Linked DNA regions of Mus musculus: region 2 is linked to region 1. The links are chromatin loops, found by intact Hi-C in ENCODE. Cell type or tissue: gastrocnemius. All regions are shown on one strand. Each heading gives the region's core, and the rest is flanking DNA. Links, peaks and the distances in the headings are about the cores only.

Region 1 (14,581 bases), core at 4,988-9,987:
AAAAATCTCCTTTAGACACAGTCATCAGGAAATAATGGCCAACTCTTCAATGAGCTCAAGACTCTCCACTACACAGGACTTGAAAATAATGAAAAACAGCACAGGCAGTTGGTGATCACTCTAAACATTCTCTTGGACTATATTCTATTACACTTACTTATTGTGTGCATGTGGGGAAGAATACAGGCATGCCATAACGCCTACACAATGGTCAGAGGACATTTTGTGGAAGTCGGTTCTCTCCTTCCAGCATGTGTTCTGGGGACCAAAGCCATCAAGCTTGGCAGCACGTGCCTTTACTGACTAAGCTACCTCACCAGCTCTTTCTTTTTTTAGACTTATTGTATTCATCATATACATGTCTATGTGGGTGAGTAGAAACAGACACCAGAAGAGGGTGTTGATCCCTTAAAGTTGGAGTAAAGGCATATGCAGCACACTGGGCTTGTTACATGAGTGCTAAATTCCAAACCCTAGTCCTCATAAATGCACAGCAAGCACCTCAATCTCTGAGCTGTTTGTCAGCCGGGCATGATGGCACAAGCCTTTAATCCCAGCACTCGGGAGGCAGAGGCAGGTGGATTTCTGAGTTCGAGGCCAGCCTGGTCTACAAAGTGAGTTCCAGGAGAGCCAGGGCTACACAGAGAAACCCTGTCGACTATATTCTAAAAGTTGCTCTTCATTAAGTCTGAATCTGTCATTGAGTACTTCACTCACTAAAGACAGAAAATAAAGACAATGTGGTGTTAATAAAGATCCAATCACACCAAAATAAAATCATGTTAAATTTATGGTAAAATTCTTAAAGCAACTGAAGTCACTACAAAGTATTAGAAACTGGGTATCAGAGTAAAAGTTCTTATTGTAGTATTAAAGTTTGGCACCATGAGTCATTTGTTTTGAACTGATTGTACAAGAGTATTCACCAGTTTGAAAAAGTATTCAATTCTCATATATAAAATAGGATAGCAGCTAAAGGTACCTATCAACAAAAGGTTACTTAAAATAAGTAGAGTGCCACTGTTACAAATATAAGTACAACATCTGGTTTCTTGCAACAAAGCTATTTCCATAACCCAACAGATGGCCCACAGTAATAATGCTTTGCTGATCTGGTTATAACAAATTCTATTAAATCAAAAAATCCTGTACAGCGGATGCCTTTCCCAATTTCAGTATAAGACAATCTCTTTAGCCAAAACACTGTACTTCGGTTCTTTTTGTACACTGAAATACAGTTATGCCACCTACAATGGTCAAATGTTTTGAAAGTTATTATGAAGTGCTACTGTGATGTTTTCCTGAGTTTTGAGGAAGAAGAGGTGTCCCCCTGTGGGACTGAAAAGGTAACTGTTCAAAACGGAAACAAAATCTGAGTTAAGAGAAGACTGCAGAGAGGTAGAATTGAGTTCTGACTCTTAAGCTGAAGTTTCTGAACAGTGTCAATGAGGAAATCTACAGGACAGAAAACATCACCAGTGAAGAGCACTGTTCCGTACGTTGTTGTTAGCTGAGATACTGTCAGGACAAACAAAACAAAACACACTGAAGTCTAACTATCTACCTTGTTTTAGGTCCACATTAAAAAGGAATCCTCGTGTAATGTCAAGTAATATTCCACTTCTTCTCCAAGTGTATTCAAATCCTATCTTCATATTCTGGCCCTGCTCTTCCTTGACACAATTTATTATTTCATAATCAGTGAGCAAAACAGTATAGTAATTAATTCTGAGTTCTGAAAATAGACAGTGAAACTTCAAAACTTGGTTCCTTCCATCCCTAGCTAAGTACCCATAAGCAATATTTCACCTTTCAGTGTCCATTTCATCTGTGAAAATCTGATAATAAAATCTACTACTCAGAGATCATATAATGATCATATAATGGATGTATTCTAAACACTGTTGCTAAAATAAGATCTCAAAATGTTCATTACATTAAACACCGTTAAAGTTCTAAAGGACAGAAATATAAAATCTCTTGTTTAAACAGAGCAAACAAAAAAATTCTGCTAAGTCTTCACTCTAAGTCCCAAAGAGTCATCATAAGAATTTAGTAATTCCCAGGTTGAGTATGGTGGCTCATCCCTTTACTATACCCCAACACTAAATAGAGGCAGAGAATGACTTCAAGTTCAAGGGCAGCCTTGCCTACATTCCAAGTTCAAGGACATCCAGCGAGACACAACTTTTTTTTTTTTTTTTTGGCAAAAGAGGAGACACTAAAAAGCAAAAAAAATGAGGTTTACCCAACTGATATGGACTTCTCAGTCCCCTAGATTCTCCAGGAATTTGCATAGGGATGCTTTAAGTAGCAAAGAGTGGTGAAATTGGCAAAAATAAATAACAATAACATCTGCTCCAGCATTTCAAGTGCAGTCCTGGCCAGGTCACCTAATATAACTAACTTTTCATCCTAAAGATGTTTTCCCTACACCACAAGTTTACTGTGTAATCAAACGAGATGTATGAAATTACACATAAATCATAAAGCCCTATACATGCTTAAGGACCAATTATGACTTGCTTACCTTTAGATCCCTAATGCCTAGCAGAGCACAGTAGTTTATAAAACTAAAAATCAAGCCAGAGTTGGTGGAGTGAAGTTGGTAGAGTGAAGGGTTTAAATGAATTAAGAATGGATAAAAGAATAGTATATCCATACTGTAGAATATCTGACAATAAAAGGGACTGAGACACTAACACATACCAACAACCCTTAAAACAAGGGCAAAATTAGACACAAAAGACTGTCACGGTAAAATAGTATGATCCTTACGGGTGTGAAGGGGAATGTCTTTAATTGAGGCCTCAGGGGGCAGAGGAAGACAGATCTCTGAATTTGAAGCCAGCCTGGTCTACATAGAGGGTTCCAGGACAGTCAGGACCCTGTTTCAAAAAAAAAAAAAAAAAAAAAAAAGAAAGAAAGAAAGGGAGAAAGGAAGAAAGGAAGGAAGGGGGAGGGGGGAGGGAGGAAGGAAGGGAGGGAGGGAGGAAGGGAGGAAGGAAGGAAGGGAGGGAAGAAGGAAGGAAAAAGAAACAAAACAGAACTTTCTTCAGAACACTAGTTTCTTTTTGGTTTGTTTGTCTGGATGTTTTTCAATGGGAGTCCTGGAACTGAGACACTCCTACTCCTCTGCTTCCCAAGTACTGGAGTAAAAGGCATAGAACACTAGTTTCTTTTCTAAAGACAAACTCCATTTTTTGATCATTGAATAACTCTGATATGATAAATAATAGTAATACCAGAGGAAATCTTAACCAGCATAAAATCTCAACAGATCCTGTGAATACCTAATTTGTCACCTGTTACCTTTCTTTTAAAATTCCTTCTGGTCTAGTTCAACCATCTTTGCATTAAGGTCACTGTCTGTGATTTTTAAAACTGAATTAAGCATTGTCAACAGTACTACCTTGTAGAAAATCCTCCTATTCTTGGCTTCTGTGACAGAAATTATTTCTTGGTTCTTGTCTTAGTCAGGGTTACTATTCCTGCACAAACATCATGACCAAGAAGCAAGTTGGGGAGGAAAGGGTTTATTTGGCTTACACTTCCATACTGCTGTTCATCACCAAGGAAGTCAGGACTGGAACTCAGGCAGGTCAGGAAGCAGGAGCTGATGCAGAGGCCATGGAGGGATGTTCCTTACTGGCTTGCTTCACCTGGCTTGCTCAGCCTGCTCTCTTATAGAACCCAAGACTACCAGCCCAGAGATGGTCCCACCCACAAGGGGCCTTTCCCCCTTGATCACTAATTGAGAAAATGCCTTACAGTTGGATCTCATGAAGGCATTTCCTCAACTGAAGCTCCTTTCTCTGTGATAACTCCAGCTGTGTCAAGCTGACACAAAACTAGCCAGTACAGTTCTTCTCAGAATGCTTTATTTTCCTATTAGCCTACTTTAAAACCCCAAATTCGCTGGGTAGTGGTGGTGCATGCCTTTAATCCCAGCACTTGGGATGCAGAGGCGAGCAAACTTCTGAGTTCAAGGCCATTCTGGTCTTGTGAGTGAATTCCAGACAGCCAGGGTTATAGAGAAACCCTGTCTCAAGGAGGAAAAAAAAACAATTCCCCAGGTTTTCCCACTATACAATATCCCCCCACCTCCCTGAAAAAGATTTACTCAAGTGTTTTACTACCACTTACTGTAGGCCCATCACTGCAAATCCACAGCTCACCTGACTACCCACTGTAAATGATAATCAAATGCATAGGTAGGAACCTACCTAAGTCACTTCATGATTATAAGACATTAAGATGAAGACTTAATAAAGTAAATACATGTAAGAGCTTACAACAATTGTGGGAATGCTTTAAAGCATTCAATAAATGCTATTGTTTTATTTCACAACCAGTTTCTTATGTCAGACTATTATTCCTAAAACTCTCCAAGAATACTCTGGTCAGGCTCCCATTTCCTGCACACTCAGCTGACATAGAGACCTTCTTCAGATACGTCGTTTCGCTGTCTTAAGAAAGCATACAGCAAGCCGGGCGTGGTGGCGCACGCCTTTAATCCCAGCACTCGGGAGGCAGAGGCAGGCGGATTTCTGAGTTCGAGGCCAGCCTGGTCTACAGAGTGAGTTCCAGGACAGCCAGGGCTATACAGAGAAACCCTGTCTCAAAAAAAAAAAAAAAAAAAAAAAAGCATACAGCAGCCTACCAAACCAAATCTGTCCTGACAGATCCTCCCCAAGGTACCCTAGCCAATCTTGTAAGTACACATATTATTCACCAGTGCAACACTCTGTGACAGTCCCTGTAATCTTCTAAACACACTTGCCTCCTCACCTTTTTTATTTTTTATGAAAATTCCTTTTTCATACCACTTATTTGGTTGCACTATTTCACATATAAGTCTGCTGTTATTTAATACACAGAACTGGTGCGTATAAAGCTACTTCTCCATAAGTAGAGACAACTTCTACTCCTTTTCAACAGAAGTTGAAATCTTAGCTCATAGCACTGTATTTTACAGAAGTATACAAATGCTGACTGCTCTGCTATAAAAATGTGCCTCAGAGAATAGCAGAACATCTATTTCTCACTGCCCCACCCATACTTAGTGTAATGAAAACAGATAGAATCTGTATTTCAATACTATTATTCTACATAGAAGGAAAAAGGAAGAATGTGCTGTCACTTGTATCAGATAAATAGGGGAAAGGCACTATCAAAAATACATTTTAGACTACAATGTAGGCAGTTAGAGTAGTAACACAGTCTGTAATTTCAGTACTTGGGAAGTGAAGGCAAGACCAAGAGTTCAAGGCCAGCCCTCACCACACTGAATAAAAGGACACCCTGGTCTACTTAAGACTATCTAAAATTAAGATGAAAAAAGGGAAATCTTCAGTTTGAAAAACAGGAGAATATTGGAAATTTTCACATCGAAAGAGTGACTTCAAAACAGTAAGTTTTATTTCACCCAAACTAACAAACTGAAAGCCAAAATAAACAATCTTGACCTCATCCACAAAACACCTAATAAAGGCATGAGAAACTCCCTAGCAGCCCACAACAGAGAACACGGCCCACCTCAATTCCAATATTAAACCAAACAGGGAAGAGCTTCAAGTTCACCTAAAACAAAACACTCAAAAATGAAATCACATCTACATAGCCCTTCCTATCATAAAAATGGGGATCACTTGGAAAAAAAATAAAGCAGCAGCTATCGTTTTCTCCATAAATACTATGATTTTAAAAAGAATAAAAGAAAGGCGTCTGTCACTGCTACTGTAAAGAGAGCAATCTGTGGTCTCCCAAGAGCGAAACACAGAAAGATGTAAATGTTAACCTGAAAGAGCTTAAAGGGAGATGGGGAGGGAGACATGTATTTCAAAACAGTGTTAAAAAACAGAGCCCAATAGTACCTAGTGCATTTTAGAGATGTGGAATAAAGAACTTTCTGCAAAAGCAGCAAGCAGGACTACCTAGTCCTTCTACTAGAGAAAAATCTACGTATATTACACCCAATAGAACATGCATGCTTTCTCACTAGGGTACAAAACACAAGGAAAAACTAAAGGCAAATAAACAGTGAAAGGTGAAAAGAAGCCCACCAGTTTCGAGCGCCCCGACACGACTCATTCAGAAATGTAGCAACAACTTGAGCCCTGCATCAACACAGACTAGAAAATACTAGGCCACAGTGACACAAGAAAGTAGAATAGAGAAAGGAAAACCGTACACACCAACACATCAGTTGCAAGCGCCTGCTCTCTGGAGAATTAAGCAGTAGAGAAGAGCAAGAGCTACTGGTACTGAAAAGATGTCAATTAACTAAGATCTGGTCGATCCCCTAGTAGTCTCAATTTCCTAAGAGTACAACTCTTGATTCTTCCATCAAACAAGTCATCCTCGGCAAAACAAACTGACCTTAACACCTTCCCCACGCTGCCCGGAAGAAATCACGGGGTGGAGGGGAGTAAAGCAGGGCGGGGGAAAAAAAAAAAACAAAAAACATCTCAACCAACTGCAAAAAATGGAGGGAGTGGGAGGGACGGGGCACTACCACGTGGGCAGGATGCAACACACGCAGGACAGCAGCAACACGTCCGCATGCGAAGGCTGCCTTTCCCCCAATGCCAGAGAAGGGCCCGGGGACAGGATGGGAGAGAAGGTGGGACCCTCGCCCCAGCCATTTCAGCCCCGCAGGGCACCCGCGACCCACAAGGCAGCGGCCGCCTTCCCGGCAGAATAGCGCCTGGAGGGCGAGGAGGGGACGCCGCATCGCGCCGGGAACAGGACGAGCCCGGACCAGGTGCAGGTCACGGAGCGACGAGGGCGCGACTGTCGCGGTCCTCCGCGGCCCCGGCATCCGCAGCGCGGGCCCACCTGGGGGAGGGGCGGGCGCGCGCGGCGTCGGGCTGAGGGGCAGCGGCAGCTGAGGAGTGGCGCCGCGGGTGAGGGAGGGCCGCCACCCGGCCGGCCCAGCCTGGCGCCCACCGCCGGCCACAGGGAGCGTGCGCCGAGGACGGCGAGCGCCGCTCGCCCAGGGCAGCCCCCGCCCGCGTCCCGGGAGATGCCCCAGCCCCGCCTCCCCGCCCGCCGCCCCAGCCCCGACGAGACCCTGGCGACGCGTGCTCACCTCAGGCTACGCAGGCCGGGACGGCCCGGCCGAGCCTCCGGCCGCTGCGTGCGTCTCCGTTCCCCGCGAAAGGTCCCAACGGCGCCCTCAGAGAGCGGCCCAGGCCCGGAGCGGCGCCGAGAGTGGCGGCGGCGGCGGCAGCGGCGGCGGGAGCAGCCAACATCCGGGGCCGCGCACCCGGAACTACTTCCCGACCCGCTCCCTCCCACCCCCGCCTCCCGCGACGTCTCAGCGCTCCCGGCCCGGCGTCCTCGGCTCCACGGCCCGCCCCGTCGTTGCTGCGCGATGTGCGAGGGATCCCTCCGCGGGGACAAGTAGTGCCTCTGAGCTCCCGCGGCTCTGCCTGCTTGCGGCCAGCGGGAACCGGCGGTGGGCGGTGCGGAGCGCCTTGCAGTGTTTGCGCCTCGGACTTGACAGCGGCTGGCCGAGGCGGCCCCGGCCCCACTCCCGGGATTCCAACTCCTGAGGAATGCGCCTCGTGACCTCCCCGCCTTCCAGCCTCTGCCTCTGCGCGGCCCCGTCAAGCACCCAGCGCGGATTTTCCCGGCCGCCACCGGGGCGCTTTGGACCTTGCTTGGGGACACGCGTCCTTCGGAATGTCAAGAACCCGGGTTCGAGGCCCCTCCCTACCCAGGCATGTCATCTTGTCATTACCCCTGCCGCGTCATCCTCTCCATCTCAAGTTAGCTGGCCAGGTCGTGGCCTCACTATCAACAGGTGGAGCCTTTAGTAGGGTTGTTCAGACTTCTGGTAAACTTTGGACTTTCCCTTTGGTCTTCCCTGGTCCTACCTCTGAACTGTTAGCGTTGACAATCTGTGCTATCCTGTTACACTTGGTAGGTATTTGCTGCGCAGAAGCCGCGTTAAGTCACGTACTCTTCCCTGCAGCCTCAAGAACAGCAAGTGAAGAGCAGTTGCTCAGTATTTGGACATTAGATGGTTAGATGGATGTCAGTGAGTTTGGTTGATTGAGAAAGCAAAGGTCTGAGAGAATTGACCCTGGCAACCTTGCTGAGCTAAGACAGTGTGAAACCATCCTTCCATTCCTTCATGGAGCATTGAACACTTTCATCTGTCAAGCATCTCCTGGCAATGGGAATTCTAAAGGTTTATCCACTCATTTGTCCAACAAAGACATAAAAAGTCATTGTACCAGGCACTACTGTAGTGCTTCAGATTAATCAGTGAACAGAAAAGGCCGGTGGAGGGGCAAGTATCATTCCCTCATGGGCAGAAAGGTGATAAAAATTATGAATTATGTAATAATGTTAGAAAACATTGAATGATACCTTGGGGGATTGGGGAGGAGCACTCAGGACAGAGCTGTGTGGAACACTAGAAGGAAAATCCTTTTAAAAAGAGCTGCCTGGGTGAGCCACAATAATAAGGCAACTTGAATCAGAGGTTTGAAAGAAGTGAAGGGATTTGATGTAATTGTGGTTAGAACATCCCTGTGAGTGTTAGAAGTAGCGAGGGTCGGGAGAGGTAAAAGATAAGGACAGAGGGGTATCTTGTGGGCTATTGACAGTCTCTCCAGAGCTTTAAACAGTGAATGCTCTGCTTAGAGTACAGGGTAGGAAGTCAGAGGGGGCACTACCCAGGGACAAGGTGATGACCTAAATTAGGACAGAACCACACAGGAAAATAAGACACGGGCTTTTATATTTTTAAGCACTCAGTCTAGGGGCTAGCAAGATGGCCCAACAGGTAAAGGAGATTACTCCACAAGCCTGGAACCAGAACCTAATCCCTGGAATCCATGTAAAGTAGAAAAGAACCAATTCCACACACATGCTGTGGTAAGTGCGCTATACACGTGTACACACACACACCACAATAAATAGTTAGAAAAATAATTCATCTAGATGCATGCTCATAACTTCAGCTCTAAGAAAACTGTGGCAAGAGAATGATAAGTTTGAGGCCACCCTGGGCCACATGGACTCTGTCTCAAAAACAAAGAACTCATAGTCTAGTGAGACATAAGTAAACTGATTACATAACATCATGACAAGGAGAACATAGTCCCAAAGAGGATACCCCCACCACCCCCCTTGCCAGTCTTCCTGGGGAAGGGTAGACTACCGCAGATTCATAGAGAGAATTAGAATTACCTGGTTGGCTGGTCAATCAAGTGGCTCCTCAGTTGAACATAATTAACACTAGCCTTCCCAGCCTCTCAGATCTCAAAGTTCACCTTCCTCCACCTAGGCTTGAGACAGAATACTAAAAAGCAGCCTGGGTGCTGCTCTTAAAGAGACGGGTACAAAGCCAAGCAGTGGTGGCAGACGCCTTTAATCCCAGCACTTGGGGGGCAGGGGCAGACGGATTTCTGAGTTCAAGGCCAGTCTGGTCTACAGAGTGAGCTACAGGACAGCCAGGGCTACACAGAGAAACCCTGTCTCAAAAAACAGAGAGAGAGAGACTGATACAGCTGTTTCCGTTTGTGGGAGGGGTAAATTGAAGCCAGGAGTCACCAGGATTTGACCTGGAGATCAGGATCATAAAAGACCATAGTCAGGAATCTCTCTGAGACACTTAAGTAGAGTCAGCCAGAAGATAAAGTACAAAGACAAGCAGGGACTTGGCTCTAAACCACTTTGGCTACCTCTGTAATGGCTATTCCTGGTTGTCAACTTTATCTGGAATGAACTACAATCAGAATTGGAGGGCACACCTGTGATGCAGATCTTGAGGCTGGAAGAGAAGTTTCAGACCTAGATCTTGGCGTGGAGATCTTGAGCCATAGTGGCCATGAAAAGTTTACACCCAGGCAAGGTAGTACATGCCTTTAATCCCGGGAGACTGAGGCAAGGAAGATCTCTGAGTTCAAAGTCAGCCTGGGAAAGAGCAAGTCCCAGATCCACACTGTTAATCTAGGCCACACCTTCTGCTGGAGACATAGCACAGCTGCCCATTGTCAGGTTAGTTATTAGATTACAGACACACAGTCATCACAATAAATTCACTTAACATATCTCTATATGTTAAGTTGCATAAGTTCTGTGATTCTAGAGAACCCTGACGAATTGCATAAGTTCTGTGATTCTAGAGAACCCTGACGAATACAACTTCCTCTTACAAGTCATGGACAGGACAGGCAGTGGTGGCGCACGCCTTTAATCCCAGCACTTGGGAGGCAGGGGCAGGCAGATTTCTGAGTTTGAGGCCAGCCTGGTCTACAAAGTGAGTTCCAGGCTACACAGAGAAACCCTGTCTCTAAATAAATAAATAAATAAATAAATAAATCAGTCGTGGACTGGACTTCTTACTGTTTAGAATTCTGAGATACCGTCCAGAGATATTCATTCTGGCTTACAGGGTGCATAGAATTAGAGAAAAAACAGATTTACATACCTGCTAGGGTCAGGTGGTAAACCTCTGACTTTGAGGAACAGAACCAGAGGCCACAGAGATTCAAAAGGTGGAGAACCAATAAAATTGTACTTTATATGGGATTCCTGCTATGGATAGAAGGTAAGCTGGTCTGGCTAAAGAAACAAAAAAAAATTAATAATGGTAAGAAGACAGATGTGTCAATTTGCTTTGCTATAGTAACCTGTTCACCATGGGTTTTCATCCCATAACATTTTACTGTATACCTTAAACATAGACAATAAAATTAATTTAAAAAAATTAACAGGTGGAAAAGTACACACAGGCATGCACGCGCATGAGCACACACACACACGATTGCAATGGCCATAGCAACAAGAAAGGTTCTGGGACCTTGCAAGGAAGAAAAGTTTAAAACCAAGGTTGGAAGGACAGACCTAAGTACAAATCTATTATCCCTTAACTTCATGTGTTGCCTATATCAAATTTAGTTTCTCTCCATCTCTGTTACTGTATCTATGAGCTGGAGATTTTAATCACAGAGACCTAGCCAAAGAGTTTGTGCACAGGCGTCATCGAGCCAAAGCCCCCACAGACAGCTGTTCACTATATATGTGGTGGAGAGTTCCCATAGGAAAGAGTGGTTTGCTGTCTTGGGAGATACAGATAGGTTGGGAAGGAAGGGTGGAGCAGGCCAGCTCTCAGAGAAAAGGTGGTAAGCCTAGGGACAGATTATTGAGACAGATTGTGATTCAGAGAGATGAAGGTGTTGCTGTTTATTGTTTTTAGTCTTTCTCCAGCTTCATGTGGATTGTAAATTCCCTGAAAAGGACACAGTCCATTGCCTAGCTGTGAGAACCCTACAAACCAAGCATTGAGCACAGATTGACAGGGTGTTTGACAAGTGGGACTCCACAGCCACTTAGACAGAAAGATTCCTTCTGATCCTTTTCTCTGTTTGTTACAAAAGGCTCGGGGAAATGGGAAATAGGTTTAAAATGAGCCAAGATTTGCAAGAGGGAGAAGGGAGAAACGTGATGCAAGGCCTTCTCATTTCCAGCTCTTGAAGAGCCTTCCAAATTTCCTGGTTATCTTTATCTAACACATAATTCCTTGTATTAGATGTAAAATGTAAAAAGTTACACAGTGGCCACTGGGAAGCTCTTAATACTGCTTACAGCTGCTTAATGACAACACTTGAGTATTAGTCACTCTGCATACTTAAAGAGCGGTCAGCAGTCATTTATCAAGTGCCTACTCACTCCAGGCATTGCGTTAAATATCAAGGAGTTAAGCCTGAATAGATAAACAGTTCGTTCAATGCAAGTCAGCAGAGACTAGTATGTGTGCCATGGAAACAGGGATGAGGCAAACTGTTCAATTGGGTGCAGGAAGCTGTAGGCCTGGAGAGACAAAGGAAACTTCCCCCTCGAAAGGTAAGGGTGGGGTTCAGGCAATAAATGAGCAGAAGTGTGCTATCTAGAGACAGTGGCAAGCTTGGGAATAAAGAAAAACTCAAGTGGGGTGAGAACACCTTGTACAAAAGTGGGAAAGGTTGGGTAGATAGAAGAAGAGGCAAGCTACAGAAATAGGAGTCTTATAAAAGGTCATTAAATACTCATGGCTAATGGCAATAACTATCGCCTGGAGCTAGACCACATTGCTCTATGTAAACTCTCCTTAAACTGAATTCTTCCCTCTGATAGCTTGGCTTTAGTTTCTGACTATTGGTAAAACAAAAGTTAGTTTTCACATCCTATAGGAGCCAAGCAGTTTCTGTAGAAAGGGCCATCTTGGACTCAAGTCCACCACCACCAGTAATAGCCAAAATAATTTATTTGCTAATCTGATAGCAAATGTGCACAGACACACACACACATATACACACACGCACACACAAATCCTTCTCTGTTCCTTGTAACTTGCTTCAAACCTTGGCTCACCTCCACTCTCAGAATCAACTGAGCTAATTAAAAACATAATGAGAGACACAAAGGCACCAAGACAGCTGAGCAAACATAAGCCAATGAGCCGCCTGAATGAAGTATTTACATTAGAGGTAAGCAATCGCGTAGATGAAATGTTGGCCCTCGGAAGAGTCAGTCAGTGGCTGTTCAAGGGGGATCTCCTCTCCATCAATGACTCAGATTTTAGGGAGTGTTAAAATGAATGGAACCTGCATAGCAGAGAAATGGCAACCAGGTAGTATAACTTGATCCTCTGGGTGCAAATTTGGAAGTTAAATTATTAGCTCTGAGGTATAACATCGTTGGCTGATTTTGTGTTGAATGAACTAAGTGGGACCCTTTGGGAAGCTCCTGTGCTGGAGGAGAGTGATAAAGGCGTACTGATAACCTATTGAATATTCTTCATGGACCGCATAATCGACCCTTTGTGAGACTTTATTTAATCTTTACCACAAAACTAGGAGGTGTCCCTCTCAATTTTGAAGAAGAGCCAGCAGAGTCAGGATTTGAACCCAGAACCACTTGATGCTTAGCATTTGTTCTGCCCATTTTCTTTTTTTTTTGGGGGGGGGGTTGTTTTGTTTTGTTTTTTGTTTTTTGAGACAGGGTTTCTCTGTGTAGCCCTGGCTGTCCTGGAACTCACTCTGTAGACCAGGCTGGCCTTGAACTTAAAGGCGTGCGCCACTATGGTCGGCTGTTCTGCCCATTTTCAAAAGACTCTCCAACCCCACAGGCATTGTTTCTACTGATATGAAAATTGCAACCTCCTGGGGCTAGCCACTGCAAGAAGACGTCTTAGCGGGTGAGTACCACAGAGACAGTATAATTGACTATATTACCATTCCCAAATGCTTAGGGTACCTCTCAAGGTTGGGTTAGATCTTCCCACTGAGAGCAGAATTGACCTTGTGACCTGTATCACCTAATAGATTAGGAATATCTGTATGAGACAAGCCTCCAGTCAGTGTGCCAAATTATGCTGTCCATTCCTAGCTGTCCTGATGACCATTGCTGCTCAGGGTAAAGGCTGTTCCATCTGCAGCAGACCCAGAATGGAAAACATGTGCAGCAAAGCCACAGCAGACCTGGGAAAGACCCAACAAATGAGGACAACCACCCATTGGACCACTGAGAGAGAGCTGAGAGTCACGGCAGCAACGTAACAGAGCTTATACAGACTGTTTCTGAACCCTTTTCTGGAACGTCTTAAAGTGCTGGCATCCTTTCCAGGTAAAGAGATTGTCCGGGGAATATTACAGAAAAAAGAAATAGGACATAGCAAAATTAAATTTGATTTTGATCTACGGGCGATAGCGGGCCTTTTTTTTTTTTTTTTTTTAAAGATTTATTTATTGATTATTTGTAAGTACACTATAGCTGTCTTCAGACACTCCAGAAGAGGGAGTCAGATCTCGTTATGGATGGTTGTGAGCCACCATGTGGTTGCTGGGATTTGAACTCTGGACCTTCGGAAGAGCAGTCGGGTGCTCTTACCCACTGAGCCATCTCACCAGCCCAGATAGCGGGCCTCTTTAAGCCTTGTTGTGCTCCAGGACCTAGGGAAGTAACGCTGAACTTTAGAATTCAGTCCCTGTTTTTGAGACAGACGATGCCCCCTGTCTCTAAACATGGTACCATCATTGTACCTGGCACCCGATAGGCAGTCTCCATATTTTTGTCAAACTAATGTTGTATAATGATCTAGACCTGTAACTTGGATCTCCTAACTCACTGCAAATGCTCTTGATGTGCTACTGTTTGTTGCCAACTTGGGCTAGGGGATTGTTGCTCTTTGTTTGTTTTTTTCTAGACAGGGTTTCTCTGTATAGCCCTGGCTGTCCTGGAACTCACTCTATAGACCAGGCTGGCCTCGAACTCAGAAATCCACCTGCCTCTGCCTCCCAAGTGCTGGGATTAAAGGCGTGCGCCACCATGCCCGGCTGTTGTTCATTTTTTTATGTTGTATTTTTTATTTATTTAAAAGCCACACAAATGGAGAGTGGGACAGGGGCTCTGGAGGCCTGGAGTGGGGAAGAGTTCATTAAAGGCACACACATACATCCTCCCAGGGCATTAAGAGCTGTAGAAAACGGGGGGGGGAGGGGGGGTGTTCCAGAGAGCTTGGTAATTGGCTTAGTAGAGTTGATAATGGGACTGGACAAAGAAGACATGGAGGTTAACCCTA
Region 2 (14,581 bases), core at 3,658-8,657, 120 kb after region 1:
GGGATCTGATTCCTCTGTACTCTGTGGACACCTGTTCTCATGTGCACATAGCTCTATACACACACACACACACACACACACACACACACACACACACACACACACTTGAAAAAAAATAAATCTTAAAGACCTGTAATGTTTCCTGTGTTGGAGAACCAGAAAAGCCAGAGCAGTAATTCAACTGAGACAGAAGGCTGAGACTAGCAGTTAGGGAGGAAGGAGAGGATCTACTTGTTTTAAGTCGAGAGCCCAAAGGCCCCTGAACTAGCGAGCTGATAGCCAAGAACAGGAGAAGACAGATATCCCAGCACTTAAGAGAGCAAATTACCCCTGTGCCATGCTAGGTTTAGACCATCAGTGGAATGCAGGGTACCCACTCTCTGTGGTGAGAATGACCTTGACTCAGTCTCCCAGGACAAATGCTTTTCTCTCCCACAAACACACCCCAAAACAAGGTGTTACCAACTATCCGACATCCCTTACTTCAGTCAGGCTGGCATACAGTCAGCCATCACGATGAGGCCATAACATCTGTAAATGAGGTTGCGTTACTCTTTCCAAGCTTGGCTGGCTTTCACTCCATCGTCTTGTCTAACTGCGTCCTGACTAGAACCCCTGCCCCAGTATTGAAGAGTGGTGGAAGCAGCATCGTGGGCTCACAGGTCTCATGCATGGAGAAGCTCGCAGTCCTCCACAGTAAGTATGGTGTTAATTCTCTGCTGCTCTGGACTTTTAAAACACTTTTTATTGATTCTTTGTGAGTTTCCCATCATGCACCCCAGAGCCACTCATCTCCCTGTCCCCTCATATCCACTCTCTGCCCTTGCAGCATTCCCACAAAATAAAACGTATACACAAACAACAAAAACATAGAAAACATCTCGCGGAAGCTGTAGCATGTCACAGCGTGTCCCACACTATATCCCTCTGTCCACACATCTTCACTTGCAAATGTTCATTGCAATGAGTCATTGCTCTGGGTTCTGAGATCGAAGGCTTCTATGACACCATCAATACTGGATTCTCATCCAGACTCCTCCTGGTTATCCTTTTATTGCCCGGTGTCATGGATATCCTGCAGCTTTGGGACAGCAGGACTGGCCCTTTCATGAGTTCCAACCATTTGCAGATGATATAGATTTTGAGGTGAGCCAATTCAGAGCCCAGGATCTGGGCCTGGCTAATAGCTGAGCTGGCTCTCCCTTATCCAAACCACCAGGGCAAGCTCTCTGGCACTGCTCCAGCTATGCCACCCAAAGCTGCCACAGGAAGGTGGCAGGATCAGCTCTTCTGCTCTCATGCCCTCAGGGTGGGTTCAACAGCACCCACACCTCCAGAGCCAGCTGCTTGGGCTGCCTAGTCAGAGTGCAGGCCCCAGTCTCCCAAGTGCTGCAGCCTGTGAGGGGCTGGGCCAGCTCTCCTGCTCCCACAACCCGCGGGGCTGGCTCAACTGTGCCTTCACCAGCTCTGGATTTTTTTTGTGTGTGTTGTGTCATTTTTATTTAGTAAGTAACAGGAATTCCTCCCACCCCACCCCCTGCCAAGTTTAGTATGATGCTAGATTTCACCCAATGGTTTTTCTGCATCTAGTAAGACTGTGTGTGTGTTTTATTCTGCTAGTATGGTGTTTTATATTGACAGATATATGTATATTCAACCTATCTTGAACTCCTAAAATAAATCCCAATTGCCTATGATGTCGAATCCTTCATATTTGCTGACAGGTTTAGTTTGCTAAAATTTTGAGAACTTTTGCATCTGTATTCATTGGGGATACTATTCTGTAATTTTGTGATATTTTATTTGGTTTTATTCCTGGCACAATATGGGTCTTATAGAATATAGAATATTATGAGTTATTTGTTCCTCTTTTTAACAAATTAAAGAATCTGTGTTCATTTTCCTTTAAAGGTGAAAGAATACACCAGCCTGTGTTATCTGGCTTTGGTTTTCCATCACTTGTTATGGATCCAGTCGGACATTGCTTCTTATGTCTGTTTGGTGCTTCTTAGGGATGGGTCTGTTTTTCATCTGGGTTATCTGATTTCTTGATATACAGTGTTCAGAGTGTTCTCTTATAATTTCCCTTATTTCTGCAAGGCCGGCAATAATGGTATCAACTTCAGTTTTGATTTCAGTAATTTGAATCTTCTTTTTCTGGCCCCTCTAGGTAAAGTTCATTAGCTTTGTGATTTTTTTTTTTTTCAAGAAAGTGATGTTCACTTATCCTTTCTATAGTTTTTCCTACTCTCCTTTTTATTCCCCTCTGCTCCTTCTCCTAGCATGTCTGATCTAATGCAGAGCCATGCATGAATGGGTTAATGAATACATTTTTTTTGTTTGTTCTTTAGATGGAATACTAAGTTACTGATCTGAGGTCTTTTCTACTGTGTACATTAACAGCTGTAAATTCATAGGAACTACAAAATCAATGATACCCTATAAGTATGGGTATATGTTGTTGTTTCCTTTTCATTTATCTCAAAGCATTTTTCAGTCTCCCTTTGGCCCACTGGATTTTAAAGAGTGTTATTTTTGACCTGATTGTAAACTTACCAAACTTCCTTCTGTTACTGGTTATGATTTCATTGCACCATAACAGAACCTACCTTCTGTGATTTTATTCCTTCCATATTTATGACCTAACATTGCACTGGAGAAGATGCACGTTCTGTTATTAGGGTGTTCCACAGACTTGGTTGGACCTAGTTAATTTACAGAGTTGCCCTAGTCTTACACTTCCTTAAGGAATATCTGCCTAGTTGTTCTATTCACTCCTGGACGTGGGCTATTAAAGCTTCCCACTGCTGTTACTGCCTGGACCATTCCCTGCTTCGACCCTGTCAGTTCAGCTCTGTGTACTCTGAGGCTCTGGTTGAGGGTATGCAATCATTGGCTTTTGCATTTCTACTGCTAAGGAGACATTTTCACCTACGCATCTATTATACATTATACATATTTCAAAACAGGTAACTATAATCTAGGGGAAAGGTGGCCAGTGTGTTTCTGTTTTTCTTCCGGACAACAACTACTGTGTGTTTCCGGAGCTCCAAGGTCTCAGGTGCAATAACTCAAGCCTCTGGATGCAGCACAAAAGCAGCCATGGGAACTACATGGCTGCAGCCACCACTCTCTCTTCCTCCTCCTCCAGATAACAGGAACACAGCCAAGGATTTAATTTACAAACTATACTACTACCAGAGAAGCGATAGAAAGCATTTTAAGGATTTTGTTGTTTTGTTTAATGGTGGGGGTATCTTAGAGAATTACTGAAAACAGAGTAACAAAAACACTTCACTGGGATTCAGAAGCAGTCACATTCCACAGCAGAGGGACAGACAGGCTGAGTCACTGGGAACGGTGGAAAAGGTAATAAATAATGTATCCAACTTCCTGACCTTTGTTCCACTGACAGTAACTGACATAGCTTGCCTTTTTAAATAAACAGCTTTCTTCATACATTTCTGGGTGCCATCAATATTGAGCTGTCTCACCCATACATTCACCCCAGGCCAGGATATAAAGGAGGAGCTGGGAGCACAGTTAAGCTGTTTATGAGGCCGACATGTTTTATTCAAGCATCATCAGGGTTTATTAACCTCCATCTGGATGCCCTTATGCAAGGCATCCATTCTACCATCCACTAAAGCTTCTCTTTCTTCTTCCTTCCTTCCTTCTTCCTTTCATTTCCTCCCTCCCTTTCTCCTTCCTTCCCTTTCTTTCTGAAACTATTCACGCTGTAGCCCAGGCTTGCCTTGAACTATTAGCCCAGGCCATCCCTGAATTTACAGTGATCTTCCTGCCTTTGCCTCCCATGTGCTAGAATTGCAAGCATGAACCACCACACCCAGTTTCCTACTGCTTCTTATCATCAAATACCACTTGACATTTTCTCCCTGCTGGCCAGCGAAGGCCTTTAAGTTTGTATCACAAACATTCAATTAAAGGGAAAATATCACAAATTACTGTTATCTATATGCTATGATCTACTGTACTATAAACCAAGAGCTCTCTGATATACTACTAATGTTTCTATATGTACTTTCATAAAATTATCCTTCTTAACAATGTTTTATTCCAGGCCAGCAAGATTTCTTCCCAGCAAGTCTTATGATCTGGGCTCGAACCTGCATGCTGAAGCAGAGAACTGTAGAGGGAATCTTTTGTGCAATGTGTGAAATCTTCAATAAAAGGCTTTTGGCCTATGAGCTGAGGCAGGAAATAGGGAGGTAAAAGTTCTGATACAGATAGAGGATTTTTGGGATAGTCAGGAGCGAGAAGGAGATTCGCCCAGGAATGCTGATGGAGACAGAAGCATCAAACTGAAGAAGAGGTAACTTGCCATGTGGCACTCATAGGATGAATGAATAGGATTTTTGGGATACATGATGGTTGGGGAACAAAGCTAAAGATAATTCAGTCTGAGTCGCTATTTCTGGGAACAAAAAGGTGGTAAAGCCTGGGCTACAGAGAACTCACTCCTGAAAGCTGTCCTTTGATCTGTGCTCTCTCTCTCTCTCTCTCTCTCTCTCTCTCTCTCTCTCACACACACCAATACAATTAAATAAATAAATGTCCTGTTTTTAAAAGATCTATCACCTTGGAACATATTCACAATTCATAGTTTATACCATAAATATACAGAAGAAAATAGAAGAAATTCCACAAAAATGTCAGGCTGTTTTACTGAGCACTGGGATGCTGAACTCCAGCCCATGCTCACTTGCCAAGAATGAGGACGGCTGTATCACGTAGGACATGGAGGAAGGGCACCTGGAACAGTCTGAGAAGGGGAGGATCCTGTGATCTAACGAGAAGGCAGGGTCTGCCTTCCCCTGTCCCACACTGCTGCTGCCTGCCATCGTGACCCTCCCCTGTCCCACACTGCTGCTGCCTGCAGGAAGAAATGCATCTTACAAATACATATTATTTATGCAGTATAAATGCAGGTTGTGAGTTATTCACCGAATCCCTGTGTGGAAATCACTGGCTGGGACTCACGCAGCTTTCTTTCCCATTTAGGTTTCAGCCAAGGTCTTTCACTCTTTAACCAAACCAGTGCTGTATGGCTGGAACGGCCCACCCTTCTTCTGTGTCTTCACATAGCAAGCCCGTACTGGCCTCTCAATACTCAAATCTTATTTCAAAGAAACCTTTTTTAGATACTGCCCCAGTCACCATGTTACCCTCCTCAGAAGTCTCAGGGCTCAGGAGTGACAGAACTTAGCATGTAAAATGAAAAATAAGGCTTTAAAAAAACCACACACACACACAAGTCATTTGGCTATGAGTTAAGTTTGGAAGGTCAGTATCCTAGTTTTGTGAGGCCCAAAATAGAGTCTAGGGCAGGGGATGTGACTTAGTTGGTAGTTTGTCTAGTATGCACGGTGCCTTGAGTTCTCTCTCTAGTACTACACAAACCAGGCATGGCAACACATACTTGCAACTCCGGCCCTTGAGGGGTGTGGGTACGATGTTCAAAAGTTCAATTCTTAGCTTACATAGTGAGTTTGAGACCAACTACATGAAACTCTCTTATAAAAAAGGATGGGGATGGTGTTAATGCGAATACATTTAAACCCCTCGCATCTTGAATTACTACCTCTCCTACATTCAAACTCCCTTAGCTGTGCACTGGCCAATAGTCTTTCTTCTAGTCCTGAAGAACACGTCTTCCCTACTTAAGAACCCTACCTGTGCCTTTGTAGGGCAAGAACACCGGCTCTTTAGCTCCTTAACTTCAGACCAATCGTCTACTCTGAGAGAAGCTGTCTGCCCAATTTCTCCTCCCATTTCCTTTGACTTGCCATTTCTCCCTGAAATTATCATTTGTCTACTTCTCTGTCTTCAGAGTTCTCCTTGAGCTTTGAGAGGAGAGATCTACAGAAATGGCCCCATTATGTTCAGCACCAGGAAGGGTTTGCAACACAGTAACAGTAGGAGCCCCGCAAAACATCAGGCAAAAAACCCAGCAGAGCCGGAGAAGACGCAGAGGAAGCCACAGAAGTCTTAGACACGCGTCTTCAAGCCTGCTCTGGACTTGTGGGGTCCCTGGCAGGAAAGGCCACAAAGGACAGACACACGAGGCCAGACCCGTGTTGGGAGACAGGGAGGGAGCAGAGGCACCAGGCACCATGTTCCAGGGCCTACCAGTAATAAGTGACTGTACAGGCCGTGCACATCCGCTCGGCCGGGGCTTCGCACACCTCACAGGAGAGCCGGCGCCCCTTGGGCACCGCCAGCGGGTAGATCACGTTCATGGTGCGGCCGGCGGCGTCGGTCTCCAGGACGGTTGCCTGGCTAGCATCCGCAAGGCTGAGGTGTCACGTGACAACCACGGGCCAGCCCGGACGTCGGGATTTCAAGGGCAAGGGGGAGGGGCGGGACTGACTGCGACAATTGGGGAGGGGAGAGCACAAACTCTAAATCTCAAAGGTTAAATAGCCAGAACTTGACTGCCATGTAGCCCGAGCCTGGGGAGAACTATACGGTGGCCGGTATAGGTCAAAAACAACCATTTCGTTTTCCAAACTAGGAAATCCACAGGAAGCATAATTTTTCTGGATTTTCTAGATACGTTCTTCCTCTAGACGCTTCCCGACGGGCTTTCCCAGAACAGGCAAGCATTTCGAGCCTTAGCGAGATCAGGACCTACTGGCGGACATAGGAAAGGGAATGACCATAGTCACTATTTGCGGCTGCGCGCAGCCCAGGTATCCGGAAGGGGGCGTGGCGCCAGCGGCCCGGCGTGCCCGGGCGCTGTGGTTCTACCGTGGGGTGACTACAGTGCAGATGGCGGAAATGGACCTGGTGGCTGAGTTGCCGCGTCCTGCGGGTGCTGCGCGCTGGGCCGAGGTTATGGCTCGCTTTGCGGCCAGGCTGGGCGAGCAGGGCCGGCGGGTGGTGCTGATCACATCTGGAGGCACCAAGGTCCCCCTGGAAGCGCGAGCCGTGCGCTTTCTGGACAACTTCAGTAGCGGGCGACGCGGAGCCGCGTCGGCGGAGGTCTTCCTGGCTGCCGGCTATGGAGTCCTGTTCTTGTACCGAGCGCGCTCGGCCTTCCCCTATGCCCACCGCTTCCCGCCCCAGGCCTGGCTGTCAGCCCTTCGGCCTTCTGGCCCAGCCCAGTCGGGCAAGCTGAGTCTGGAGGCCGAAGAGAATGCGCTCCCGGGCTTTGCTGCAGCATTGCAGAGCTACCAAGAGGCAGCCGCTGCCGGCACCTTTCTGGCTGTAGAGTTTACCACTTTGGCGGATTATCTGCATCTGCTGCAGGCTGCTGCCCTGGCTCTCAGTCCATTAGGTGAATGTTCCAAGGAAATCCAAAGGTTTTCCTGGCTGTAGAGCCGTTCTCCCTAGCCTCTTTTCCCTATTGCTTGCTGCCTACCCCACAGCCAAGGAACCCGAGTTAAAGAAAAGATTCCATGCCCTTCCCCGATTTCTTATACTCCGTTTATCTTCACAGGCTCTTCTGCGATGTTTTACCTGGCCGCGGCAGTGTCAGATTTCTATATTCCTGTCTCCGAAATGCCTGAACACAAGATCCACTCATCTGGTGGCCCACTGCAGGTGATGGGCTCTTCTCTTCCAGAGATCTGACCCCCTCTAACCAATCTTGGGTTACTTTCCTCTTGATCTGGATGGCCTTTCAGCCTTCTGTATGAGCTAGGCACTGGGAATACAGAGATGAATAAGACACTGCCCTCAAGGATCTCACAGTCTAGCGAGGGCCTGGACACCAGCCATAATCACAGATCAGAATGATAAATGCTGTAGTGGAGGTATGTACAAAGTGCAGTCAGATCCCCGGGGTAGTGAGACGGGGGTGTCAGGGTGATGGAGATGACTCATCAAAAGATGGACAGAGGGCCTGATCAAGTGGGGAAGGTTATTCTAAGTGGAGTTACAAGTTGGAGTTTGCAACTGGGTAATGTTCTGTGAACCAAAGTGCTTTGGTAAGGCTGAAGAGGCATCTTGCCTCTTGGTATACACAACCTTTGTATTCCTTAAGACCCTTGAACTTTATCCTGTGGAGCCTGGAGACACAAAGGTGGAAGGAAAGACAAGACGTTGTTTGGATGCAGCAGCATCTTCCCTTTCATTGCAGCCCTCCAGGGACAGATGGGCTCTTCATTTCAAGGCTAGCCTGGTCTACCTAGTGAATTACAGGCCAGCCAGAGCTGCACAGTGAGAGAGTAAATAAATCTCAAAGTAAATAAATAAAAGTAAAAAGTTTTGTTTGTACAGAATATCCTAGTATTTTGGAACTAGGAAGCAGAGGGATAAGTGGGGGTTATTGTCCTTTCAGGAAGAAGAAGGGGAGGATAGTGTCACCTTAGTGTCACCGCTGAAAATTGAAGGTGATTTGGTGTCTTGGAACATGAGGGAAATCATAGACATTTGTTGGCTGATATAAGTAGTGTTTATTGATGAAATTGTCTGAGGGGCGCCTTGGGGATAGTTAAGTTACACATTTCAGAGTACCTACTGTGTGCCAAGTGTTATTGTGGAAGAGAAGTACACTGGCAGTTGCTGGCATTGCTTTCAGTCTGCAGGGGAATCCCTGATGCACACAGGTGGTAAATGCCAAGAAGAGAGATCAAGTGGGAGCTTGTGTGGGATTCCTGGCACACTTGCAGGCAGAACTCATACTCTTTAAAAATCCTGGGATCTCCAGTTTATCCTTTTTTTTTTCTTTCTACCTTAAAAATATCCAGAATGAACTAGGCAGTGGTGGCACACACATTTAATCCCAGCACTTGGGAGGCAGAGGCAGGCAGATTTCTGAGTTCGAGGTCAGCCTGGTCTACGGAGTGAGTTCCAGGACAGCCAGGGCTAAACAGAGAAACCCTGTCTCAAAAAAAAAAAACCAAAACCAAAAACAAAAAAATCCAGAACAACTTAGTATTCCCCTTTGGTTGTATAAGGTTTAGGAAACAGGGCAGGGACTTTAATCAAGTGAAGACCAAGTCAGTCATGTCTCAGTACTCTGTTGTGATTATTGTATTAATACTTTTAGTTAACAAATGAAAAAAAAAAAACCTCCAAGTACAAATCAAATCAGTAGCCACGCCCACCAGCACGACATTTTAGACTTGAGAGATTTAAAACCCAATATATTGGAATCCTGCCAAAGTAACTTTTTTTTTTCCCCTGAGACAGGGTTTCTCTGTAGCCCAGGCTGTCCTGGAACTCACTTTGTAGACCAGGCTGGCCTCGAACTCAGAAATCCGCCTGACTCTGCCTCCCAAATGCTGGGATTAAAGGTGTGCGCCATCACGCCCGGCTCAAAGTAACATTTTTATGAACAGATTATAGTTATCTTCAGATTTTCTTTAAAAAATAAAAGAGATGAGTATGATTAAAATACAATCTATAAAATCCTCAAAGACTTAAAAATATTTAAATGAGTTAAAAGGAAGTTCCAGGCTTGGTGGCAGCTCACACCTCTAACCCCAGCCCTCTGGAGACTGGCGGGAAGATCAGCATTTGAAGCCAACCTGGCCCATATACCAACCTCTAGGTTAGCCGGGGCTGCATAGTGAAACACTGTCTTTGAAAATAGTAAAATAAAGGGGAACGTTTGAGAAATTGTAATGAAAATGGCAGGCCAGGACTGGTTCAGAAAACATACTTTGCAGCAAAGTAGATGATGGGCTCTGAATTCAGGCTTCAATATGAACCTAAACGAATCTACAGAACCCAGTCTTTGGCATTTGGTGTGCTGCAAGAAGTTTCCAAACTGTAAGAAAGCCCACCTAACCTTAGTCAAAAGTCGGTCCTTGGTTGCTTGGATCCCTGGTAGGGACTGACCAGTGTTAACTAACTGAACTTGGCTTGCTTTTTCGGATACAGATAACAATGAAGATGGTGCCAAAGATGCTTTCCCCTCTGGTCAAAGACTGGGCTCCTAAAGCGTTTGTAGTTTCCTTTAAGCTGGAGACAGACCCGGACATCATAATCAGTCGGGCTCGGAATGCTTTGGAAGTTTACCAGCATCAGGTGGTGGTGGCCAACATCCTGGAGTCAATAAAGTCCTTTGTGATTATTGTAACCAAAGACTCGGAGACAGAGTTACTGCTGTCCGAGGAGGAGGTGGCAAAAGGCTTGGTGATAGAAGAGAAGATAGTAGATGACCTTCGGTCTCGACACACAGCTTTTATATGTGACAAAAACTGAAGGAAATGCTCCTCTAGGATCAAACACCAGAGCTCTTACCACTGATAGGAACTAAGATTGATCCTCTGTTAAGGATCAACACAGTGAAGAGATAGTAAACGCGGTGTGCAGGCAAGTGCCTGCTGGGACTTCAGTTCTGAGAGTGAAACACTGGACGCTCTCCTGGATCTGGAAAGTGAACAAGAGTTCACAAAGAGGACTGTGGGATTGCGTGGCCTGCAGAGCAGATGAGCCAGGAGCCGCTGCGTGTTGGCCTACTGTAAGGTCATGGTGCGTGAATGGTCATGCTCTGAAGAAGTGTTTATCAAGTGCCTACCATGTGCCAGGGCCTTTGTGAGCTGTGAGGGTCTGAAAGATGAATGAGCACGTCTCATTTGGGAACTGGATGTACAAAAATTTATGTGCAATAAAGTATGTGCCCACAAAGGGACACTTGGAAAGGGCGGGTTTCTGGTTTTTTGTTATTGTTTTTTTTTTCTTTTACAATTTAGTTATTTTATGTGTTTGAGTGTTTCTGCTTGCATGTATGTTTATACACCATGGGTCTGCGGTACCTTTGGAGGCTAGAAGAAGGAATCAGAGCCTCTGGAACTTGTGAGCCTCCATGTAGGTTCTGGGAATCAAACCTGGGTCTTTTAAGAAGAAAGACGTTTTTACTAAAACAGGAGTAATGCAGATAAGGTAGATCACAGACCTCCCTACATCTACTTTTTGCCTCTTGGCCTAGATTTATTCCATATTTAGGTAATACTTTTCAAATATTTTAAGGCTGTTCTTCGGATAGATAACCAGCCTTCCACTTGGACCCTGGCAGGAGTTAAATGATTGCTTCTGCCCTGAGGGAACTGTTACCCTGTGATAAAGTGTGGTGTTTAGATAGCCAGCTGGGCATTCTACTAGATTCATGAATGAGGCCCTTGACTTAATCTTAGTTTATGTATCTACAGTGTAGGGATAAAAATAGAGCATTGGTCTCATGTCTGGCACTTTACACTCAGTACGCTGGTGCAATTACCGTTTTTCTCAGAATCAGGCCAAAACATTTGATCACTGAGTCCCTGAGAAACTCACTATCCCTAAGAAGTTCTCACTATCCTGTTTTAGAGTACGAGTGAATACCTAGTGCAGAAAAATCTCCAGTAAGTGAGACGTAGGGTAGTCCTAAATACAGTTGTGTGTGTGTGTGTGTGTCTGTGGTGGTGGTGGGGGGGTGCTGTTATTATGTAGAAGTCAGTGTTCTACATAAATTTCAGTTAGGGACTAATGGTGAAATTCAGTAGTTGAGCACTTGGCTAGCATGTGCAGGCCTTGGGTCAAAACCTGGCTTACAGTACAACTGGCCATGGAGTTGGAAAGGTACCCTGACAGTACAGAGTTTCAGTTATGACATAAACAGAAGTGGCAAGCAAGATAAGTAGAAACAATGAAGTTTGGAATTGTGGCCTCCAGCACAAGACGGTTTATTGCTGCAGCCAGGAGTGAAACCATCTCTTGGAGCACACAGTTGTCATGAACTTTAGGTCTAGTTGGCAAAACTTCCAGAAAACAACAGGCTTCGCCACTGGAACAGTGCTGTAAAAGATGACTTTCCTCTCTACAGGCACAGCCTTGGGTGCTGACTCATCTGCTAGAACTAGGTGATTTTGATGATAATATTCATGAGAGCCCACTTAAGATCGTTTTATTAAAGCCCCAAACAATCTCTAACTTGTCTTATGGACTCACCAGAGACTTCTCCCTTCGGTTTATGGTCTGTTCTGAGAGCTTCAAAACACCCAGGTAGGAGTTCCAGGTGTGTGTGTGTTTGTGTGTTAGCAGGAGGAAATACTTGCAAAGGGAAACGAGGCGTTTATTTGCTCCAGCTCGGAGGACCAAGGAGCCTTACCTAAGGAGGTGATAATGAAACTGATCAGTGGGAGTGGGTGGAAATGGAGGTGAGCATTTTAGATCAGAGAGGGGAAACACTTTCAAGGCCAAGGAAGAAAACAGAAAATAGGGGACACTGTTGAGGTGATGGTCCCCCACATGATCCAGAAGGAAGGGCTGGCAGCTAGAATAAGATCAAGAAATGTAGGTGGCGTTTTAGATACCAGAAAAGCAGAAGCCTCCAGAAATCCAGCTTTGACAACGCACCTGGAGTCTCGAAAAAAGAACATCTGAAGATTTAAGTTGAGCCTGTGCTAAACTGTATCACTAAAGTACTTTGGGGCTGGAAGAAGACATGGCTACTGAACCAAGACTCATTCCCAGCACCCACGAGGCTCCCAAGGACTGTATCTAGTTCCAGGAGATCTGGTATCCTCTTTTGGCTTCCTTGGGCTCTAGCTGTGATGTACATTAACTTATCAATGTAAACCTACATGCACATAAATCTTTTTTTAAAAAAAATATTTATCTTGCATTCTATAAGAAGCCAAACAGAATTGTCAATTAGCTTAGTTAGGCTTTCTTAAGGGTTCTAGCCTTCGTGGTAATTCTGGTCAAGCTTGATTTAAATGATCTTAAGTGGGCTCTCATGAATATTATCATAAAGGTCACCTAGTTCTAGCAGATGAGTCAGCACCCAAGGCTGTGGCTGTAGAGAGGAAAGTCATCTTTTACAGCACTGTACCAATGGCGAAGCCTGTTGTTTTCTGGAAGTTTTGCCAACTAGACCTAAAGTTCATGTCAACTGTGTGCTCCAAGAGAGGTGGTAATTCATGTCACAAAAGTCCAGAAGTGTGGAAATTTACCTTAGGTACTCCAGGTGTGATGACAAATTCTGGCCCTAAATTGAGACCTGATATGCACAGTATCTTGCCTTTTTTCTTTTCTCTTTTCTATTCTCCTCCTCCTCCTCCTCCTCCTCCTCCTCCTCCCCCCCCCCTCCTCCTCTTTCTTCTTCTCCTTCTCCTTCTCCTTCCTTCTCCTTCTCCTTCCTTCTCCTTCTCCTTCTCTTCTCCTCCTTCTCCTTCTCCTTCTCCTTCTCCTTCTTCTTCTTCTTCTTCTCTCTCTCTCTCTCTCTCTCTCTCTCTCTCTCTGTCCTCTCTTTTCTTTTTCTTTTTTAAAGGCAAGGTTCCATTCTATAGCCTAGGCGGCACCGACTGGAATCTACTGTATAACACTAGCTGGTTCCAAACTCAATTCTACCTCACTCTCATGTGCGTGGACTCTCACATCCAAGTTTTGAAGTCACTTACAGAAAAACAAATATAAGGAGATAGGTTGAACTTGGAGGGAAACAATTCGAGAATTAGAACCCTATGTTTACTCGCAGTCTGAGAATTATATAGACGCTGTACACTGTTGTTATGGTTACTGCGGTCTCCGGAGCCAATGGGGTAGTCTGTAGTTCCTGGAGGCCAATGGTGTGCGCTGTAACAACAGTCTTCACAGGAAGAACGGCCCGGGCCACCCAAAGCGTGCATGGTCTCCATGGCTCCCGCCGGGTCGCGCCTGCGCGTCCCCCGCTGAGTGGGGTTGCCATGACAGCGGCTGGGCGGCTGGAGCTGAGAGTCCCCTGCTCCTTCTGCGCGCTGGCAGGAAAATCCCACCTCAGCCCGGGGACGGACCTGCTCTTCCCGTGGTGCACATTCCAGATCTCTTCGGATCGCCGGTGAGCTCCTTCGCGCGGTGCTGGCCGGCTTCGGCGTGCTCGGCCCGGTAACGGTTGGCTCAGGAGAAGTGTGCTCTTGACCGTCCCCGAAGGTCCCAGCCACAAAGGCCCCAGAGACACCGTTGTGCCCTGCGCGCGGCCCGAGCGAAAGGACTGTGGGACTAGCTTCGTCACACGCAACCTTGCATCCGGATGAAGCTCTGCAGGCCTTTGGGGATACCAGCATCCGAGATCATCAAGTCAGTTGCCTTCTGCCTTTCAGCCTTCAACTCCATCCACTTCTCTCACCATCCGAGCACCCGGCTCCTTTATCCTGTTTACCCCACAACCATCTCACCCTTCCCCGTCCACGCTGTGCATTGTAATGTCTTCACCATTCTGTCACCTGTAGACCACCTCCTTCTGCTTCCCTACAGGAAGGCTTTGCATGGCTGCACATTTCTCATCCTCCAGCCCAGCAGTCCCCGTAAAGAGTTTCCATTTCTCTGCACTGTTGCAAATTCTCTGTCTTGGGTGAACTTGAGATGGGTGAAGTAAATGATGCAAATGCATACATGAGACGGTTGCAAACCTATTGTATTTCGAAAATAGAAAAGAATTAAAAGAAAAGAATCAGTTTTGAACTTCTTGACAGCGGTATACACATATGCCATATGTGAAAGTTTAAGTTCCGTTCCTTGTTAGGTACTATGTTAGACACAAATTTAAGCAATATGTTCGTACTTGTAAAAATGGCGTTCAAAAATGACCGCATAGCAGAATTTTGACTTTTAGGCCAAAGTACATCAAACACCCGGGGATTGTGCGATT

Evidence for each region. Hi-C counts contacts between places; a loop is a spot of excess contacts. Peaks named below come from ENCODE experiments on the same cell type or tissue, not always from the same donor. Only the 100,000 strongest peaks of a DNase experiment are listed, where the experiment ranks them.
Region 2: it touches region 1 in a loop (3-fold over the local background); 17 of 42 quality-filtered maps call a loop at or near these places.

Annotation. Positions count from the first base shown.
Region 1 is chr4:119,532,358-119,546,938 of GRCm38, reverse strand. Frg2f1 (FSHD region gene 2 family member 1) reads left to right here and starts at 8,170. Exons shown (of 4, transcript NM_001004178.1): 1 at 8,170-8,331; 2 at 13,130-13,198; 3 at 13,390-13,626. Foxj3 (forkhead box J3) reads right to left here and starts at 7,278. Exons shown (of 13, transcript NM_172699.3): 1 at 7,094-7,278. In gastrocnemius, for the core only: no CTCF peak of the experiment used is centred there; DNase peaks (open chromatin) are centred at 6,945 and 7,379; H3K4me3 peaks cover 2,804 bases; H3K27ac peaks cover 3,143 bases.
Region 2 is chr4:119,414,565-119,429,145 of GRCm38, reverse strand. Ppcs (phosphopantothenoylcysteine synthetase) reads left to right here and starts at 6,726. Exons shown (of 3, transcript NM_026494.4): 1 at 6,726-7,300; 2 at 7,463-7,566; 3 at 9,853-10,619. The coding sequence starts at 6,793. The coding sequence ends at 10,176. Zmynd12 (zinc finger, MYND domain containing 12) reads right to left here and starts at 6,462. Exons shown (of 8, transcript NM_001014900.2): 1 at 6,151-6,462. The coding sequence starts at 6,260. Ccdc30 (coiled-coil domain containing 30) reads left to right here and starts at 13,625. Exons shown (of 15, transcript NM_029286.2): 1 at 13,625-14,010. In gastrocnemius, for the core only: CTCF peaks have their summits at 6,505 and 6,719 (motif pointing right); DNase peaks (open chromatin) are centred at 6,348, 6,726 and 7,051; H3K4me3 peaks cover 2,115 bases; H3K27ac peaks cover 1,682 bases.